3 separate regions of the Homo sapiens genome follow, and all the other regions are linked to region 1. A link is a contact called in ENCODE Hi-C or POLR2A ChIA-PET data. All regions are on one chromosome and are shown on one strand. Each heading gives the region's core, a stretch centred on a gene start or an enhancer-like site at or near the end of the contact. The rest is flanking DNA. Distances are from core to core; before and after follow the strand shown.

The links. Hi-C counts contacts between places; a loop is a spot of excess contacts on that map. ChIA-PET counts read pairs that join two places held with the same protein, here RNA polymerase II (POLR2A). Pooled maps may share reads with other maps.
Region 2: a loop to region 1 is called in a map with no recorded cell type, with 2.3 times the contacts of the local background. The contact joins the promoter of DNTT here to the promoter of CC2D2B in region 1. A Hi-C loop is called at or near these places in 2 of 168 maps with a recorded cell type or tissue (chondrocyte and endothelial cell of umbilical vein), 10 of 37 single-sample maps with no recorded cell type and 12 of 50 pooled maps.
Region 3: a pooled map shows a loop between it and region 1 (3-fold over the local background). The contact joins the enhancer-like site here to the promoter of CC2D2B in region 1. A Hi-C loop is called at or near these places in 2 of 37 single-sample maps with no recorded cell type and 4 of 50 pooled maps. POLR2A ChIA-PET finds 5 or more read pairs at or near these places in 2 of 52 experiments (GM10248 and activated CD4-positive, alpha-beta T cell).

The regions. Positions count from the first base shown.
Region 1 is chr10:95,905,974-95,910,380 of GRCh38, forward strand. It overlaps CC2D2B (coiled-coil and C2 domain containing 2B), which reads left to right and starts at 2,002. Exons shown (of 35, transcript NM_001349008.3): 1 at 2,002-2,084. All of the region lies in intron 2 of ENTPD1-AS1 (ENTPD1 antisense RNA 1), which reads right to left. RefSeq lists enhancers at 2,029-2,218, 2,259-2,318.
Region 2 is chr10:96,302,121-96,306,527 of GRCh38, forward strand. It overlaps DNTT (DNA nucleotidylexotransferase), which reads left to right and starts at 2,314. Exons shown (of 11, transcript NM_004088.4): 1 at 2,314-2,580. The coding sequence starts at 2,378.
Region 3 is chr10:96,228,099-96,232,505 of GRCh38, forward strand. BLNK (B cell linker) reads right to left here. Exons shown (of 17, transcript NM_013314.4): 4 at 2,696-2,736. It overlaps LOC124902487 (a long non-coding RNA gene), which reads right to left. Exons shown (of 3, transcript XR_007062255.1): 2 at 4,287-4,407; 3 at 3,636-4,183. Among named protein-coding and RNA genes, the nearest start is that of BLNK, 41 kb to the right of the region's middle. RefSeq lists an enhancer at 1,818-1,877. Within about 2 kb of position 2,378, at least 3 of the 41 ENCODE cell types and tissues checked have a DNase peak (open chromatin) inside an H3K27ac peak, as active enhancers do.

The DNA.
Region 1 (4,407 bases), core at 752-3,251:
AGCAATGGCCATGAGGAGATGGCGAATACAGATACCAGCTCTGGGTCCTGGGGTGGGATGGAATGGCCTAGCAATGGCCATGAGGAGATGGCGAATACAGATACCACCTCTGGGGGGCGGGGGGCGCGGGCAGGCACGGCTTTCGCTGTGGTGAATTGCTGGGAAAGCAGTGTCTCCAGCAGGCATGGCTTTCGCTGTGGTGAATTGCTGGGAAAGCAGTGTCTTCAGGAGACAGCCAGGTACCCAATATCACAAGGAGGAATGTTTTGTGAACAAGAAGATATAAAGACATAGAGGGGTGAGAACATGTGGTGTTTGGTTTTTTGTCCTTGCGATACTTTGCTGAGAATGATGGTTTCCAGCTTCATCCATGTCCCTACAAATGACATGAACTCATCATTTTTTATGGCTGCATAGTATTTCATATGAGAATTGAACAATGAGAACACCTGGACACAGGAAGGGGAACATCACACACCAGGGCCTGTTGTGGAATGGGGGGAGGGGGAGGGATAGCATTAGGAGATATACCTAATGTAAATGACGAGTTAATGGGTGCAGCACACCAACATGGCACATGTATACATATGTAACAAACCTGCACGTTGTGCGCATGTACCCTGGAACTTAAAGTATGATAAAATATATATATATATAAATTTAAAAAAAGATATAGAGGGGTTTACATATGAGGAGTCTAGAAAAAGAGTTTACAGTTTCCAGAAGAAGGCAGATAGTGAGACGATCAGCAGATGGAGAAGGTGTGGGAATGAGGCTGCGAGAAGGGATAAATTATCTGGGTTGTTACCAAGTATGACAGAGACTATAGACAGGGTGGGATTTACGGTCTCAAATGAAACTGTGCCAAGCTGTCAGAGACACTGGGACTCTATTTTGCTTACTAAGGTTAAACACTAGTATTACTTTTGGTCACCATACTATTAAAAAATAAAGACAATCCTACGAAACTTAGGCAATTAATATCAGAATAAAGAGGTCAATAATGTTTATTCTCTATTAACATGTACATTTAGAAAATAAAAGCAAAGCTTAAAAATGCATGGAAGTCTTACACAAGACGACTGTTGGGGCATAATGCCTGACACAGAACGCAGTTAAACACTGTGGAAAGCCTGAATGAGTGAAAGCATACAAACCACCACCGTGCGGCTCTCTACACTAGCAAGTTTCCGAAGTTCGCCCCAGCCGGTTTCCCTGAACAAGTTCCCAACCGCATCACGTTTAGTTTATCTCGTTATTTTAACTCGGAGCGAGGCAATGGGAAAAAGAAAAACAATGAGAGCCGTACTCTGTTTATTAAGCGATGAATGACGACACATGGGTGAGCGTGTCTGGCATGCCCTATTTAAGACTTTAAACATAGTACATTAGTACGCTAACAGCAAGCTCTGGAAATAAAAGGAACCGCTTGCATATTTAGGGGGCTCTTTTGTAAGCCACAAAGGAAATCACCTGAAGTCAAAGCTCCCCTCTTTTCCTAGCAAGGCAGGGACGACGGCAAAGAGAAAGTAGGTCCCGGGGCGCTGCAACCCGTGCAACTTGCCGGCTGGCGTCCCCCGGCCTCGCGCCTCCACGCCCTGCGCGGGCGACCGCTCTTGCCACAACGGCGCCCCGCAGCGTCCTCCCCGGGGACGCCCGCTCAGCCGGGAGCTCGCGGCCGGTACTCACCCGCTGGGTATACTCTTCTTCTTCACCAGGACGAGAGGGATGAGAGACCCACGCCCCAGGCAACCCCGCTCTCAGGCCTCCTCCAGAACAGACCCCAGGGTACGCTACAACTCACACGCTCACGGGCAGAGGCGAGGGGCGGGGGTGATAGACCCCGGCGGCGAACAGACTTGGCGCACCGAAGATTCCCAAAGGCGCGTGCTCCGCTCCCTCTGGGTCCTGGCAGGCCAGGGGCGGCAGCGCGCATGCTCCTGGGTCGCCGCTACTTGCAGCCCGCGGGCGCCGTAGGGCTGGCGCAGGGTGCGGTGGGGCGGTTGGTGATCATCCTAGCCTGCGGTAGATGGTGCGCCCTGCCTTCCCTGCCCAGACGTAAGAAAAGTGCACTGTCCGTCCAGGTGAATGTCGGGCTGCTGGTGAAGGTTTCTCTGATTCTTCCCTGTCAGACATTCCCGCACTTTTGTGGAGCTCTGCTGCATGGGCAGAACTAGCTGGGCTGGGATAACCGGAGCCGGGGCCGCGCAGGCCGCTGGGACTTGTAGTTCGGGGGCCTGGCCGACCGGTTTGTTAGCCAATTTGGGAATGAGTAGAATTGAAAATCACTCGAGAGCAGTGTTTGATTTGCAAGAAATACGGGTCGGCATATTATTAATTCAGTGCCTACTGTGTGTGCTGAACACCTTGCCTTAGTCCTGATCTTCACATTAGGATAAGCAGGAAGATGAACTTGGAAGGTAGAATGTAATGAACAAAAATTCGCATTATGAACTACAAATGCTGTTGGAGATCAAGAGACAGAGTTAGAAAAAACTTCCTGAAAGACGTGGAGTTTGAATCAGCCTTAGAAACACGGAATGCTATCCATTTGCGGGGAAGTTGTAAAAATTAAAGGTTGGAGATGCCAGGGAGAATAAACAAGAACTCCATCCAGCTATAGTTGAGGGGTTATGTTGGAGAGTGGTCAATGTTGGAGAGTGGTCACTGCGGCTTAGATGGGGAAGTGATGTGAGAGTTTTTTGGCTTCACTTTCAGAAAGGGCCTCCTGGTTGACTTTCTCTCTAATTGAGGCTATAAGTATAGACACAGAGATACATCTTCAGGTTTGAATAAAAAACATTACAGTACTTGTTTAGAGCTTCTGGGCCTCCTGGCCAGTGGTTGCTCTAAGAATTAATACATTTTTATAAATCTTGTAATTCACCTTTGAGTAGCAAAACTACGTTGCATGGTGTGTGTTAGATGTAAATTTTCAAAATATAATATGATAGTTTTTGTAACCTGTTTCCACATTAGTTTTCATGTACCAGAAGTCCCAAGATAGAGAAGTGGGCCCAAATCTTTCTTGATCTACAGGAGCAGGACATGATGACTTGGGAACTGGTCCTCAGAGCAGTGGGTGATTTAGTTTTGTTGCCTTTCGAAGACTTAAATAAATTCACAGATCAGAAAATCTTTTGTCACGCCGTTTGTTCCTAAGTTTTGATTTTGGAAAACAAGATAACAGTTAAGTTAATTTTTAAACTTGCCAGTTAATGCAATACATGGAAGTCATAATGTTTTTTGTAGAACACTGTGAAATACTGCTATATTCCTCTTAACTAAGTAAAGAATTGTTAAGTTAAATTCCACTTCTTCCATATCCTAATAACAATAAAGGGTAGCTGGTGCTATATATTTAATAGATTATTTTTACAAAATGCTATTGTTGCCTTAATTACATCATAACTGTGAATGAGACCTTAATTCTGGACATAGCATCCTAATTCAAATTAAGTCTGGAAGGCATCATTTAGGAAACATTGCTATAAGAGAGTTCAGAAAGGTGTCATCATACTATGTGACAATAGATGAACTGAGATAAAGATAAAATTGGATTTTGGTCTGAATTCAGATCTGCTAAGGAAGGAAAGTGCATTAATACATTTAGAAATATTTCTAACAAGAGCCAGGGGAAGATTAAAGGGAACCAATTTTCTGATTGGATCACAATTAAAGATATGTTACTATATACTAAGATATGCATTGTGTAACCATTTCCACATGCTAGAGGTTTTTCTGTGGTTTTATTTTGCTAGCACTCCTGAAACCAAATGGCCTGTGACAGAAGTAACCAAGGTGACTGAAAATTGTGCCAAAAAGAAGTCTGTGCTGATTCAGGGATCCACATAGTCTTGTGCCCGCAGAATTGATTTAGAAATTTGTTTAGGCAAAGCGCAGTGGCTCATGCCTATAATTCCAATGCTTTGAGAGGCTGAGGCAGGAGGATTGCTTGAGGCCAAGAGTTTGAGACCAGCCTGAGCAACACAGCGAGACCCTGTCTGTACCTAATAATAACAATAATAATAATTAGCCGAGCCTTAGAGACACATGCCTGTAGTCCTAGCTACTCAAGAGGTGGAAGCAGGTGGATCACTTGAGCCCAGGAGTTCAAGGCTGTAATGAGCTGTCATCATGCCACTGCACTTCAGCCTGGGTGAAAGAGTGAGACCCTGTCTCTAAAAAACAAACAGATAAACAAAAACTTGTGTGGCATTCTAGTTTCTACAAATGTCTGGGGAATTGCATGAACTTGCATTTAACCGTCATGTTGAATGATACTCTTGTATTAGGCCATTCTTGCGTTGCAATAGAAGAATACTGGGTAATTTATAAAGAAAAGAGTTTTAATTGGCTCACAGTTCTGCAGGCTATATAAGCATGGCTCTAACATCTGCTTCTGGT
Region 2 (4,407 bases), core at 1,064-3,563, 400 kb after region 1:
CGATTTCAGATTGAACTGGAATGTCTCTAAAAACAAAACATAAATTACTACGAACTGACATTTATTGAAAGTGCTACCTTTGTGTCAAGCACTCTGCCCAGCAGGTTATGTGGGCTATCTCAGTCCTCATTTTACAGATGGGGTAAAGCTGAGGCTTAAAGAAGTTAAGCAACTTGCTTTGAAGCTTCAGAGCAATAGAGACAGAATTTTTATGGGCAGCCTGACGAAGCCTGAGCTGTTAGCCACATCTCAGTACTACCTCCCCATTCCCTTTACTGCTTAGGTGGTGCACCTTTACTATTAGGTGGCTATACCTTGGGAACGAACACAACAATCCCAGACTCTTGCTAGAATCATTTACTTAACTCCCTGCTGCAGCACCATTTGGTAGCTAAGACTGCATTCTAACATGAAGCATTCAGCTCTTCAGTAACCAAACACATAATAGTGAGGGTCAAAATAGACTCTCATCTTCCAGTTGATCTCTAGCAAACAGTCATAGCATCCGGGAATTTCAGGGCTGCATTATAGGCCCTTACCAGATGTCTGAATTCCCTTCTGTTACAGCTCAATAAACAGTTATCCAGCATCTGTTTGAATACTTTTCATGACTTGTAACACACAACTGTATAAAGCTGCTCTCTGTATATTTTTAGACAGCTGAGTTACTAAACAGGTCTTACTTGCGGAGAACTGGAATCTATTACTCTACAATTTCCACCTGAAGATTTCTGATTTTGCTTTCTTGAGCAACACAGAGTGCTTTACCCATGCCTTAAGGCAGCTGTCACATGACTCTTCCCCTAATACGGTTGTGAGGTGCTCACGTGTTTTGGAGATAGCAAAAGTCTCAAATAATATGGCACAGACGGCCAGCCATGGTGGCTCACACCTGTAATCCCAGCACTCTGAGAGGCCGAGGTGGGCCGATCACCTGAGGTCAGGAGTTCAAGACCAGCCTGACCAACATGGTGAAACCCCATCTCTACTAAAAATACAAAAATTAGCCAGGCGTGGTGGCGTGCGCCTGTAATCCCAGCTATTCAGGAGGCTGAGGTAGCAGGATCGCTTGAACCCAGGAGGTGGAGGTTGCAGTGAGCTGAGATTGTGTCACTGCACTCTAGCCTGGGCAATAAGAGCGAAACTCCATCTCCAAAAAAAAAAAAAAGGACAAAGGGTGAGCAGAGCTCAGATTGGTTATTGGAGAAGACAATACAGAGGAAGGCTCCTTGGTGGTTAAGAGTAGTCTTTTAAAATCAGACAGATCTGAGTCCAAATCCTAGCTCAATCATTTCTCAGTTGTGAAAATTCAGTAGCTCTGTGACCTTGGGCAAATTGTTTAGCCAAATGAGAAAGGTAGGACCACCTGACAGTGGTATTGTGAGGATCCTGTCAGCTAAGGCTGGTAGGTGCTTGCCTTGGCCGTGTAGTAGCTGCTCAGGAAATGAGATCTATAGAGTGTATTGGTGAAAGACAAATTTAATTTTGCACATAAAGTTATGAAAATGTCTCCTTATGGCAGTGGTTATCATCTAAAAGTCATACCATCCCACTGAAGAAGACCTATTTTAGGGTTTATAACAGACTACTCTCTGGACAACCTTAATCCACTTAAAAAACTAATATATGCATACAGCATTTGGAATCCAAAGAACTGAATTCAAGATATGGCTTGGCCCCTTATTCTGTGATCTTGAATAACTGAGCCTTGGTTCTCTTGCTTATAAAATGTACCTATGTAAGTGAACAGGTGGTAATACCCACCATGAAATACTATGGAGCAGTTAGAAGCAACAGAGCAATTAGAATACGGATCTGGAAAACATAGTTCCAAGTGAAATAAAAAGGTGATTGGCAAAATGAGAAATGTAACAATGCCATTTATGTAAAGTCAAAACAACCACAAGCAGAATATAACACCCATGCAAATAACAGACATCCAGTACAGTGTAATGATTGTCTACAAAAGGAGGAGAATGCAAGTGAGTTGGGAGGTTTAAAGGGGATCAATAAATAAAGACCACAGAAGGGCCTCAGTACATTTAGAAATAAATAACATGCAAACAATGATGCTTCCCTACCTTCCTCACGAGGTTACTCTGAGGAGCTAATGAGATTGTGCGTATGAAAACAAAAGTTAATTGACTGTCTTCATTATGATCTCCATATTGGACAAATGAACTGAACAGAGATAAAAATTCCCCATCACACTTTGGCAGGAAGCTGTTGCCAGGGCAGCACCTGTGAAGCCCTGGCCTGGCTTCAGAGTCTGCTGGTGAGATGACATCAAAACCCTTCGTGTAGGAGGGTGGCAGTCTCCCTCCCTTCTGGAGACACCACCAGATGGGCCAGCCAGAGGCAGCAGCAGCCTCTTCCCATGGATCCACCACGAGCGTCCCACTTGAGCCCTCGGAAGAAGAGACCCCGGCAGACGGGTGCCTTGATGGCCTCCTCTCCTCAAGACATCAAATTTCAAGATTTGGTCGTCTTCATTTTGGAGAAGAAAATGGGAACCACCCGCAGAGCGTTCCTCATGGAGCTGGCCCGCAGGAAAGGGTTCAGGGTTGAAAATGAGCTCAGGTAGGACAGCATCGATCTTGCTTTGTAAATAAGCAGAGGCTTTGTGAACAGCTTCTTGGGAACCCAAGGAACCTGTGTTTTCTTCCACATGTGGAAGAGGTGATCTTCCCACTGGGAGAACAGCAGATTTGAAATCAAAGAACAACTAGTTAAGGAAAACGAGATAAGTGGGGACTGAATACAATTATATTGAAACTAGTTGACACCAAAAGATGAGATAAATTTTTTGTTTTTTGCTTTTCACTCCTATGAGATGTGTTATTTAGGGATGATAAGCAGAACACTAATTGGAAAATTTAATGCTGAACCACTCAATTCTATTCTTGACCAATTTGAACAAAGTATCACTGGGTTCAACAAAAAAGTTTTGGCTACTTTGATGCAGAAAGATGATTTGGTTGCTTGGTTCTTACCTATACATCTGGGCGTGCTAAGGCAGCTAGCATCTGTGGTGGGCGAGGATGACTAGCCAGCTTACCACAGGCACCCAGATGTGGCCTTGACCACATTTTTCCAAAGAGTGGTCCTAGTGGGGTTCTTAGAAAGAGAGATGCTAGGTAAAGATGTATTCACTGTTAAGACAGCTCTGTCCAGGGATGACAGACATCACACTGAGTGAGATGTAATCAGAGCCCAGGCAAGGAGGCGATAGAAGCATTTGGACCACCTAGATTGGTTCACTCACTAATCCACTCACCTTGAACAGCAATTATTCTTGTTGTTTTTCTAACTTCTGTGTAAGCTCTTCACTGATCTCAAATAGATGAAGAGAAAACAAGCAAAATCCAGAAACAAATGGTATTAGAACCTTGACATAAGTGATGGTTCTGGATTAAACTGTTAAGGGGCTTGCAATGAAGGAGTAATGATTTATGCAGTTGACCGCTTTGACTGTGCAAGAAATAAATTGACCACAAATTTTCAGGCAAAACTATAAAAATTTTATGTGAAAGGACATTTTGATTGTATAAATAGTCTTTGATATTTGAAAATAAAACTGACAAGCATGTCATGCAGAAGAAATGTCAGCTTCCAAGTGTTGAGGAGACATATTTCAAAAGTCAATTTTCAGATATGTTAATGTTCGCAACACCCTGATTCATATGACATTGACTTTTCATTCATTTTTTGCTAAAATGCCCCATTCAGAAATTCCTGAATTTCCTATGGCCCTTCTTCCACCTGATTTCTCTTTGCAAGGTCTCCTTTTCTCTCTTGCTGCCTCTCTGTAACCTCCTACAGCCACTCTGAATCTCATTTTCTAACATCCTTTCCAAGAAAATCCTAGATTTCATCTAACTGTTAAGCCTGCCTGATATTACAGACTTACATAGAAGGCTAGAGTTGGAGAAGACAGGAAGATTATATAGGTAAAGAAGCCAAAAAAATAGATTTTTTTTTTTTTTTTTTTGAGACAGAGTCTTGCTCTGTTGCCCGGGTTGGAGTGCAGTGGCACAATCTCGGCTCACTGCAACCTCCGCCTCCCAGGTGCAAGTGATTCTCCTGCCTCAGCCTCCCAAGTAGCTGGGACTACGGACACGCGCCACCACAATCAGCTAATTTTTGTGTTTTTAGTAGAGACGGGGTTTCACTATGTTGACCAGGATGGTCTCTATCTCCTGACTTTGTAATCCGCCTGCCTTGGCCTCCCAAAGTGCTGGGATTACAGGCATGAGCCACCACGTCTGGCCAAAAATAGATTTTTTGGAAAAGAAATTAAAAGCCTTAGCAAATATGGAACTGCTTTTCATGGTAAAGAAATTTGACAAGGGTTAGGCAGGAAGGAAAGAACCAGAAGCACCACTTACTGGAAAGCTCTCCATTGAA
Region 3 (4,407 bases), core at 1,128-3,627, 320 kb after region 1:
TTTTTTTTTTCCTGTTTTTGAGATGGAGTCTCACTCTGTTGCCCAGACTGGAGTGCAGTGGCGCAATCTCAGCTCACTGCAGCCTCTGCCTCCTGGGTTCCAGCGATTCTCCTGCCCTAGTCTCCCAAGTAGCTGGGATTACAGGCATGCACCACCGTGCCTGGCTAATTTTTTTTTGAAACCGAGTCTTGCTTTGTCGCCCAGGCTAGAGTGCAGTGGCAGGATCTCAGCTCACTGCAACCTCTACTTCCTGGGTTCAAGTTATTCTCCTGTCTCAGTCTCTGGAGTAGCTGGGATTACAAATTGCACCACCACGCCCAGCTAATTTTTGTATTTTTAGTAAAGCTGGGGTTTCACCATGTTGGCCAGGCTGGTCTCAAACTCCTGACCTCAGGTGATCTGCCAGCCTCGGCCTCCCAAAGCGCTGAGATTACAGGCATGAGCCACTGCGCCTGGCCTGTTTTTTTAAAATCCACATTTCATTTAAGTCCACACTGAAAATACATTGTCACGGTCTGAAGTCCAAATGGCTTAGAAGGATATAAAGTGCAGTCTCCTTCTCAGCCTCTCTGCTTCTCACCGCAGAGGCAGAAAGAGTCACTAGGTTTCTTGTGCATGTTTTTCAGAGGTAGTTTATGTATATACCGTTTGTACATATATTCATGTGGAGGAAATATTTGACTCAGGACATAAGAGGTCCTCTGGCCTCTGTGTCCACCGCCCTCACACTCTGCCTATCACATTGCATGATCTGTACATGACTTTCCACTTGCTCTTTGGCCTGTCGCCTTTCATAAGCAATTTTATATAGCAGGATTTTTTTTCCTGTTGGTCTTTAAAAAAAAAGAATTGTAGGGGTACATAGTAGGTATATATATATATGGGGTATATGAGATATTTTGAAACAGGCATACAACGTGTAGTAATAACATCTGGGTAAATGGGGTATCCATCACTCAAGCATTCATTTTTTGTGTGTGTTATAAACATTCCAATTATATTCTTTTAGTTATTTTTAAATGCACAATAAATTATTGTTGACTGTAGTTACCCTGTTGTCAAACACTAGGTCTTATTCATCCTAACTATATTTTTGCACCCATTAACTGTCCCTGTTTCCCTCCCCCCACCTGCTGCCCCCTCGACCACCCTTCCCAGCCTCTGGTAAACATCATTCTACTGTCCGTCTTTATGAGTTCAAGTGTTTTAATTTTTAGCTCCTACAAATGAATGAGAACATATAGCAGGATTTTTGTTTAAAATCAAGAAATTCTGGAGGCTTTATTAACAAGCCTGGATTTCATTCTGCGTGCAGTGGGGATCCATCTACTGAAGTCAAAAGAGCTGTGAGTGAATGCTTACTCAGTCTTTAGTACAGCTGGTATCTTCATTTTGGTTGTCTGATTTTGGGGCAAGTAATTCCTTCCTCTCCAGGCTGATTTTATTTTGTGCTTTCTAAGTTCCCTTGTGTGCTCTTTTTCATCCAGCCAGCTTGCTCAGTTTTCTTCTCTTACCTCTGCATGTGGACCAAGCAATTTCTTTGCTTTACATGTGGCTGTGTGTGTGTGTGTGTGTGTGTGTGTGTGTGTTCGTGTGTGCACGCGCGTGCGCAGCCAGCAGGGGGCGCAGCTGCAGTGCATCTCAGGGAGCTGCGGCTGCTGGGCCCCAGGAGGAGCTCCATGACCAAGAGATGGGCAGAAAAGTCACCCCTTCCCCTCATTTTTCTTTTCTTTTTCTGCAGTTGAAGAAGGAGGAACTCCTGTCTTCTGAGACTCTGTATAAACTCCAGGTAGTGTGCACAGCCCAGGGCTGGGCACAGGACTGGAGGTCTGAGTCCTGGGTTCTCATTCCACTGAACTGGGTGATTTTCATTCTCTTGGCCTCAGTTTTCTTATCTGTGAAATGGGTATGTGGTTGTATGGAAGGCTTCTTGGATCCCTTCCAGATCTAAAACTCACAGGTTGGAGCAGGCTAACATTCTGGATGAATTTGATATAAGTGAGGAATAATTATTGTGAAGAAAAGTTTTTAGGATGTCAGGCCTTGCACATTTCAGAGCTACCTCAAAGAGATAATTCTGATACAACATCCCCAGTGTCATCATGGCCAGGTCCCTCTCTCTGTGGCTCCGGAGCTCTGCTAATGTTCTCTTGATCACAGCAAGCACCTTGGTGGCAAAGAGCCTGGTCCTGAGATCTGAGGGCCTGGGTCTGAATTGTGGAACTGCAAGTGACTGAAACTTTCTAGACCTTGGTCCTGGAGGCCCCCTGATGTGCCAGACACTTATTCTTTAGTTGTTGGTTCGTTTAGGGCTCCTGGGCAGGGGTCAGGCAGTGATGGGCACTGGGGAGTTTAGGGCAGAGGCATTTGCTAACTGATATGGAAACATTTAAACATTTTTACACCTGTTTTGGATGTGCTGGTGAGTACTCTGAACACCAGCACTGAAGTTGGGCATAAGAACACCTACCTCAAAGGTTTAAATGAGGTTATGTGTGGAAAGCTCTTAGCCAGGCGCACACTGAGTGCCAGTCAAGTCAGCTGGTATGCAGTATGCCTTGCCTGTAGGTGACCTTTCCAAGTCTTCCCTCTTGGGACGTGCGGCTGACCACCAGCATGTAATTCAGAAATAAGATCTTCAAAAGGCCTCCCATGGGACCCTGATGCCCTCCTGGTCCCAGGAGCAAATACTTACAAAGTCATCGGACCACTGCTCCTCTTCGTCAGCAGGGCTCTCTGCAACAGCAGGGGAGAAGCAGAAGGCACAAGTGTGAGCCTCAGCTGGCCAGCCCCAGCCCATCCACACACATTTCGCACCTGCCTTCCCTTCCCTTTGGGCTTTCTGGTGCCATATACTTGACCTTGGGTTAGTTACTACAATCATATGTTCACTTGCTTTTGACTTTTTAAAAAATATTAATTCTCAAAGCATAGAGAGAAGTCCCACTGGGCAGAGCAATGTGCGTCTGATCCATGTGTGGGCTTTGTTAAGGGACATTTCTGGGTCCCCCAGTAGAGACCTACAATTCATACTATGTGGCTTCTAAGGACTTCAGAGGATGGCGTAGTAGGAACAGCACAGGACAGGGAATCAGACAGACCTAAGTTCTTATCCAGGCTCTGTTCCGAATGCGTTGGAGTGTGGGCAAGACCTCTAACATCTCTGAGCCTCGGTTTCCAGATCTATACAATGAGGGGATCATTTCTGTGATCATCTCTGGCTCTAACTTTGACTTTTCTTGTTAAAAAAAAATTATCCAATGTCTTAGTATGTGCCAGGCAATATTATCAGAGCTTTGCCGTCTTTTAGCCCTCTCAAAGACGCTGTGAGGGGCTGGGCGTTGGGGCTTATGCCTGTAATCCCAGCACTGTAGTCCCAGCACTTTGAGAGGCCAAGGCAGGAGGGTTGCTTGAGCCCAGGAGTTCAAGACCAGTCTGGACAACATGGCAAGGCCCCATCTCTACAAAAAATAAAATAATTAGCTGGGTGTGGTGGTCCATATCTGTAGTTCCAGCTACTTAGCAGGCTGAGATGGGAGGATTGCTTGAGCCCAGGGGGTCGAGGCTGCAGTGAGCTGTGATTGTGCCATTGCACTCTAGCTGGGATGACAGAGTAAGACCCTGTCTCAAAAAAAAAAAAAAAAAAAAAAATCACCTAAACCTTGTGAGGAAACTGAGGCCTAGAGCAGATAAGTCACATGCCCAAGGTCAGATAGTGTAATAAATGGCAGAGCCAGGAGTTGAACCCTACAGGTTGCCTTCCACGGGCATGCGCTGAGCCCCCACATGGTGCTGCCTCGCTCCAGGGGCAGGAGGTGCCGTCCTGGGCTCTGCATGGGCATAGAAAAATGGATATGACAGGTTGTGGCCCTTAAGTAGTTTATGAGCTTGTAGAATAAAATAAGTCTGAATTATGACAGCCCAGGCGAATATTTGACCCCTTTCCCTCCAAAACACATTTAGAGTATGAGAAACTTAGCATCTAGCCTATCACATAAACTGACCTTAGAGGTTAAATGGGATTCACTCTGCTGTGTAGGAATCAAGCAGACACAGGCCCATGTGGCAGAGTGGCTCCATGACAGCACCACAGAGGGTCCCAGCTCCCTCCTGCCCCGCTGAGCAGCCACTGCCACAGAGGATCCAGTGGATGTTCCTAAATTTCCCAGAACCTCAACAGAACCTTTTCTAGTTTTATTTTTATGTTTTTGCTATTCCCCGCTGAGTAGCCACTGCCACAGAGGACCCAGTGGATGTTCCTAAATTTCCCAGAACCTCAACAGAACATTTTCTAGTTTTATTTTTATGTTTTTGCTATTTCTACCCCTGCCACAGCAGACCACCGGACTCCAGAGAGTCAAACATTTGGGGTCTCCAGAGGCACCAGCAAGGAATTGCAGAGGTGAA